Linked DNA regions of Mus musculus: region 1 is linked to region 2. A link is a contact called in ENCODE POLR2A ChIA-PET data. All regions are on one chromosome and are shown on one strand. Each heading gives the region's core, a stretch centred on a gene start or an enhancer-like site at or near the end of the contact. The rest is flanking DNA. Distances are from core to core; before and after follow the strand shown. Region 1 holds the start of Wbp1 (WW domain binding protein 1). Region 2 holds the start of Aup1 (ancient ubiquitous protein 1).

Region 1 (3,290 bases), core at 584-3,083, 67 kb before region 2:
CCCCAAGGGCCGGTGCTCCTCGCCGCTGAGTAGTCTTTCCAGTCTAGAATGCCTTTGAAGAGATGACATTTCCAGTACCAGGGGAGCTTCTCAGACAGAGAGGCCAGCTGACATAGAGCCCAGGGGCACAGAGACCCAGAAGGAGAGTGTGGCCAGGTCACCCAGGGGGATATATACTGACAAGTGACATAGCTGGCTTAATTACTTTGGCAATTATGTGCTGTGAAGCTTAGTAGGGGTAAGGAATTTCCTTAGGAAGCTGCTGAAGTGTAGGCTGTCGTGGCGCAGACCTGTGCCCCAGAGCTTGAGAGACAGGAGGATGGTTACAAATTCCGAGGCATCTAAAAATACATATAGATAGCCTGACACAATCAATCAATAAACTGGGAGAGGGGTATGGGGTGTGGAAACTGGGAGAGCTGGTGATGGCCCGAGTCCAGAAGAAAGTAGTAAAAGGAATAGAGAAACCTGCACTGAAGCCTGGATGTATGACGGAAGTAGCTACTTAGTGGGAGAAAAAAGGAATCCAGGGTAATTCTTTTTGGTTTGAGCCAAATCCAAGTTGATGTTTTTTCCTGAGATACTATTTAAAATAACAGCAACAACAAAAACCTACACAAGGGGCAGGCAGGGTACCATACTTTTGTTTCCTCCTTTGGACCTGAGTGAGAGGCAGGAACCCTGGGAAGAGAAGTGTGGTATTAAGGGTCCCTAAAGATGGGGACAGTGGCACAAGCATTTGATCCCAGCACCTAGGGAACAGAGGCAAGAGTGTGAGCTCCAGGCTGGCCTGGTCTACATAGTGACTTACAGGGCAGCCAAAGTTATATAGTGAGACCGCCTCGAAACAAAAACAAACGAAAATAGGGGTGGGTGACCCCAAAAACCTCGCCATTTGGTTCTCAGACATCCTCTGTCTCTTTCCCCAGCGAGCCCTCCTCCAGAAGGCGCGGAGCCAGCCGTCCCCGACTCTGCCTCTGCCAGTGGGTGGGGGCTGCCCTGCCCCTGCCCTCACCGAAGAGATGCTGCTGAAGCGTGAGGAGCGTGCACGGAAGCGGCGGCTGCAGGCGGCGAGGAGGGCCGAGGAGCACAAAAATCAGACAATTGAGCGCCTCACCAAGACGGCCGCTCCTAGCGGGCGTGGAGGGCGCGGGGCGGCGCGGGGCGAGCGGCGCGGAGGACGGGCTGCTGCCCCGGCCCCTGCACCCATGGTGCGCTACTGCAGCGGGGCACAGGGCTCCACCTTGTCTTTTCCTCCCGGCGTTCCCACACCCACGGCGGTGGCACAGCGGCCTGCCCCATCGGGCCCCGCTCCACGATGCTCTGTCCCCGGCTGCCCCCACCCGCGTCGTTATGCCTGCTCCCGCACCGGCCAGGCCCTTTGCAGCCTACAGTGCTACCGCATCAACCTGCAGCTACGGCTGGGAGGGCCCGAGGGCCCGGGGTCCCCACTCCTGGCCACCTAAGACCTCTCCCACGCCACATTCCTGCTGTCTCCCCCACCCTATTAAATTTCGTACAGTGCCTCAGCTTGTATCGAATTGCTGGAGTGGGAAGCCGGCGGAGTCTGAACCTGAGTGTGTAAAGTCATTCAGCCAATCGGCGAAAATTTTTGTGCTGAACGGCCGTTCATTGGCCGATAAGTCAAAGCTTGTTCTGTTGTCCGTACTGGCTATTGTTGCTGTCAGTCAGGCATTTGGTCGAGCCTTTCCCCTGTCTTTGTCTGTGTGAGTTCTTGTTGTCTGGGAGAGCGGCACAGGCGCCGCTGCGGATTGGGCAAAAGGAGAAACCTGTGACCGGTTCCTATTGGCTGATCTGTTAGTTAGCGATTCTGATTGGCTGGACTGAGCAACTGTGTCCTCTGGAGGTGCTCTCCCCGGCCGGGAGCTCCGGCCGCGGAGTGATGGTGGCACCGGTGGCGATGGGCCGGGCAGGGACCATGGAAGTGGCGGCAGAGGTGGCAGGGGCGGGGCAGCTGGCGGTGGAGGAGGCTGTGGTCTTCAGGGGTCTGTAGGTGGAGGCATGGCTCGGGCCAGCAGCAGGAACAGCAGCGAAGAGGCCTGGGGGTCACTTCAGGCGCCGCAACAGCAGGTATCCCAGCAGCTCTAAAAGCTTATCTCACTACAGCCATTTATTTCTCTTTCCCCTTTCCTGTCACTTCCTGTCCGGGGTGGGGGAGGAGCTCATGGAGCCAAAGGTACTCTGAAGTTCCTGAACATGACCATTCTACTCTTTGTCTAGACTTATTACGTAGATGCAGTTGACTTTACCTGCACCCTCTTAGACCCCATCTCATGGTTGCAATGCAAGCCTGCAGTGGCTCTCCAGTTACCAGAGGCGTAGTGAAACCCCCAGGGAGGTTCCCTCTGTCTTGCAGCAGTTATTTGTGATGTTTTTCTCTGTGCCTATTGTCACAGCAGAGTCCGGCAGCATCTTCTCTTGAGGGAGCAATTTGGAGACGAGCTGGAACCCAGACTCGCGCCCTGGATACCATCCTTTATCATCCACAGCAATCCCATCTGGTTGGGAGCACTGCTCTGGGTCTCACACTGTGCCTCCTCTACCCCAGGGAGCTTGAGACCCAGGGGTGGAAAAAAAAAACCATCTTGGGGGTGTGGGAGGCAGACCTTTGGGGTGGGAGATGTTGAAAGCTTTTTAGCTTTGGAAATGGCCTTAAATTCCTACCCATTGTCACACTATGTTTTGTTTCTTTTAAAACATTAGCCTACAAAAAACCACCCTTGGGGCCAGGCTTCTGTGAGAAAAGTATTGGGTTTAAAGAACTGATATCACTTTCTCTGTATTTACACTTTACTTTCTCACTAGTTTCTGGCATTTTAAATCTTCCATACTGATAGCCCTACATATAGACCCTCCTTTTAGCATCCCATGCCATCCTTCCAAGCTAGGTCGGCTCGTGGGTGGGACTGTATGTGCGTGCAGGAGGTGGGGGTGGACAGGGCCTTGGGTAGAAGCCCCTGGTTCTTAGTGCCTCCTTGCCTCCAGCTTCGAGAGCTGTGCCCAGGAGTGAATACCCAGCCCTACCTCTGTGAGACTGGTCATTGCTGTGGGGAGACTGGCTGCTGCACCTACTACTATGAACTCTGGTGTGAGTCTTCAAAGGGATCCATCTCAGGTTCCATGCCCATCCTCCCTTGGATTTCTGAACTCAGCTACCAAAGACCCTTCTCTGCTTAGGGCTGGAGTCTGGGGTGGTGGTCTGAGTTGTGCCCTCTTTGCCTCCTGCAGGGTTCTGGCTGCTTTGGACTGTCCTCATCCTCTTTAGCTGC
Region 2 (3,252 bases), core at 8-2,507:
AATTTCGAGGGCAGGGCTAAAAGTGGGCAGACAGGAAAGGAACTAGGGCACCCACTCAACTGGAGCCAGATGCCTGCGCTTACCCACCTGAAACGCAGCAGCCCTTCTCGGCCATTGGTGGCCTCTTCCTCGGGGAAGAGCAGCAAAGGTGTGGGCGGAAGCCTCGTGGAAGCACAGAATTTCTTGAGTGACTCCACCAACTCCACCCGCCTATCCATCTCCATGAAGCCCCGAGACCAACACACAAAGCTGGGGGGACTATTGAGTAGAGGCTGAGAACGGGGAGAAAAAGCAAGAAGAATGGAAGGAAATGTCAAAAAGAGAAAGAGAAAGGAAAAGACAGAAAGAAAGAGGAAAAGGGTGACACGTGAGGTGGCGATTAAGGGGCTGGGGGAAAGGCTCGGTGTTCCCCAAGAGAATCCCAATGGGTAAAGGGGAGCCTTGAGCTTGGGCCTGGGGAGCCACCCGGTGGCGCTCTCGGCCTCGCCCCCCACTCACGGTGCTACAGGTGGTGAGGAGGTTGACTATGTTGTGGTCAAAAGGTGTTACGTGGTTGGAAATAAGGACCCTGACGCGGTGATCGCGGAGTCCGGAGTCCTCCTGCCGGGCCACGAGCCCCAGGACCGCACACATGGTTCGTACCACGAACCTGGGGACACAGGCGGCGGTGACCGTGCGGTCCAGAGCCCAGCCCAGCCCCGATGCTCCCCCGGGCGCCGCGGTCCGCACCTGCGGAGGACGCTGTCGGGCAGAGCGCAGCTGACCAGGAAGACGTGGAGCCCGAGGAAGAGTCGCAGGACCAGGAGGCAGAGGCCGACCGGCGCGTAGAGCAGTAGCGCGAGCAGCAGGAAGCCGTCACTCGGGAGCCTGTGGCGAGAGGCGACGCGATCAGGCGCCGAAGCTGACAGGACGCGCTGACCGGTCTCTTCCCTCCGCAGCGCTTACCGGTGCGAGTCAAAGAGCCGCTCCGGCCCCGGAGCTGGGGGAGGTTCCATCGCAGCCGCTTCAGGAGAGCGGGGCCGCTGTCGCCGCCATCTTCGCAGGGCCGCGGGGGCCCCTGGGAAGGCGGAGTCTTTGGGCATCCGCCGAGACGCCAGAACCTGAGGCCCGGAGGCGCCCCGGAAGGGCTAGCGTTCCCAGCATGCCTCGCGGCCCCGGGGAATGTGTGTGTATGTGTGTGTGTTTGTGTGTGAGCGTGTGCGTATGCTGGAGAGGAGCGCGTCCTGACGGGACTACGTTTCCCGGCATGCGCTGAACAGCTACCGTCGTGCCCTGCTTCTCCTAGACCGCTTGCCGGGTTCTAGAGGACCGCCTCTGAGTAGGGCGGGCGAGGAGAGTCGAGGCGGAGCTGATGGCTGCGCTGAAAGCGGGGCGGGGTGCAAACTGGAGCCTTCGGGCATGGCGGGCTTTGGGGGGCATCTTCTGGAGGAAGCCTCCCCTGTTAGCTCCTGACCTCCGGGCTCTGCTGACGTCAGGAACTCCTGACTCTCAGATCTGGATGACTTATGGGACCCCCAGTCTCCCGGCCCAGGTGCCTGAGGGGTTCCTTGCATCACGGGCAGATCTGACGTCTAGGACCCCGGATCTCTGGGCACGATTGAATGTGGGGACTTCAGGCTCCAGTGACCAGGAGGCCCGCAGGAGCCCTGGAAGCCGTCGGCGCGAATGGCTGGCGGTGGCGGTGGGCGCAGGAGGTGCAGTGGTGCTGCTGTTGTGGGGTTGGGGTCGGGGTCTTTCCACGGTGCTGGCTGCTGTTCCTGCTCCGCCACCCACTTCTCCCCGGAGCCAGTACAATTTCATCGCAGATGTGGTGGAGAAGACAGCCCCTGCTGTGGTCTATATCGAGATCCTAGACCGGTAATGGTGAAGTTGACCAGGAGGTGTTGAACTGCCGTTAGTGAAGGCAAGGGAGCAGGATGAGGTGGAAGCTGCAGTGTAATGGGTACTTTCCCCATCCCAGGCACCCTTTCTCCGGCCGTGAAGTCCCCATCTCAAACGGATCAGGATTCGTAGTGGCTTCAGATGGGCTCATCGTTACCAACGCCCACGTGGTGGCTGATCGGCGCCGAGTACGAGTGAGGCTGCCTAGCGGGGATACTTATGAGGCCATGGTCACAGCTGTGGATCCCGTAGCAGACATTGCCACACTGAGGATTCAAACCAAGGTGGGGATGGAGTAGGCCAGATCTGATGGCAGCTGTTCTCTTGCTCCCTTCTTAAAATGACCAGTTTTGCTGGCCTTGTTTCCCTTAAGGAGCCTCTTCCCACACTGCCCCTCGGCCGCTCTGCTGATGTCCGGCAAGGGGAGTTTGTTGTTGCCATGGGAAGCCCCTTTGCACTGCAGAACACGATCACATCTGGTATTGTCAGCTCTGCTCAGCGCCCAGCCAGGGACCTGGGACTCCCTCAAAACAACGTGGAATACATTCAGACCGATGCAGCTATTGATGTGCGTCCTGATATGAGGGAAATTAGGTGCTAAGGTTGGAATTGGGGAGAACAGCTGTTGGGTATGAGCACCAACTGACACGTGGTGGTGACTGGGCCTGTATCAGAGGTTGGGCTGCAAAAGGCAGCCTCTCTAGTTCATGTGCTAGGAATGGAATTTGAAAAATTTCCCTACACCCTGTTTATGTCCTCGGTCTTAGAATTCCCAGAGCATGGGATTCCAGATCTTTTTGATGTTTTCTTTCATTTTATCTCACAGTTTGGAAATTCTGGTGGTCCCCTGGTTAACCTGGTGAGTGTCCGTGTTCTTCTAAGAATCCATGCCCCAGGTTAGTGTGGGAAGTGTGGGTTTTCCTCTGATTTAGGGAATTTTAGCTAAGTCTCTAGTCTCTTGTTCCTCTCCTGGTATACAGACAGACAGACAGACAGACAGACTTCTGTCCCCAAATCCTTGCTACTCTTGTTCAGGTGCCCCCATCCTCTGCCATCTGTGTGGGCTAGGGGACAGGGGGCTGTGTCCCTGCAGGATGGGGAGGTGATTGGAGTGAACACCATGAAGGTGACAGCTGGAATCTCCTTTGCCATCCCTTCTGATCGCCTTAGGGAGTTTCTGCATCGCGGGGAAAAGAAAAGTGAGCCTGTCTTACAGGGAAAGGGGTTCCTTTAAAATGGAGGATGGGACTTAGGGGAGGGCATTCACTGGGGCTTGGTATAGAGGGGTGTGCTGGTAGAAAGTAAGGGAAAGAATGTAGCTGGGGGGCGGTTCATTTGTCCTCTTTTATTACAGATTCCTGGTTTGGAACC

What was found. ChIA-PET counts read pairs that join two places held with the same protein, here RNA polymerase II (POLR2A).
Region 1: POLR2A ChIA-PET joins it to region 2 with 16 read pairs in Patski. The contact joins the promoter of Wbp1 here to the promoter of Aup1 in region 2. POLR2A ChIA-PET finds 5 or more read pairs at or near these places in 3 of 5 experiments (Patski and embryonic stem cell).

The regions. Positions count from the first base shown.
Region 1 is chr6:83,120,004-83,123,293 of GRCm38, reverse strand. It overlaps Wbp1 (WW domain binding protein 1), which reads left to right and starts at 1,833. Exons shown (of 5, transcript NM_016757.2): 1 at 1,833-2,091; 2 at 2,418-2,522; 3 at 3,007-3,109; 4 at 3,250-3,290. The coding sequence starts at 2,023. Ino80b (INO80 complex subunit B) reads left to right here. Exons shown (of 5, transcript NM_023547.2): 5 at 930-1,529. The coding sequence ends at 1,466.
Region 2 is chr6:83,052,526-83,055,777 of GRCm38, reverse strand. Aup1 (ancient ubiquitous protein 1) reads right to left here and starts at 1,257. Exons shown (of 12, transcript NM_007517.4): 1 at 946-1,257; 2 at 730-867; 3 at 499-649; 4 at 88-272. The coding sequence starts at 1,082. It overlaps Htra2 (HtrA serine peptidase 2), which reads left to right and starts at 1,207. Exons shown (of 8, transcript NM_019752.3): 1 at 1,207-1,857; 2 at 1,961-2,165; 3 at 2,255-2,449; 4 at 2,708-2,740; 5 at 2,975-3,080; 6 at 3,236-3,252. The coding sequence starts at 1,352. Loxl3 (lysyl oxidase-like 3) reads right to left here. Exons shown (of 14, transcript NM_013586.5): 14 at 3,212-3,252.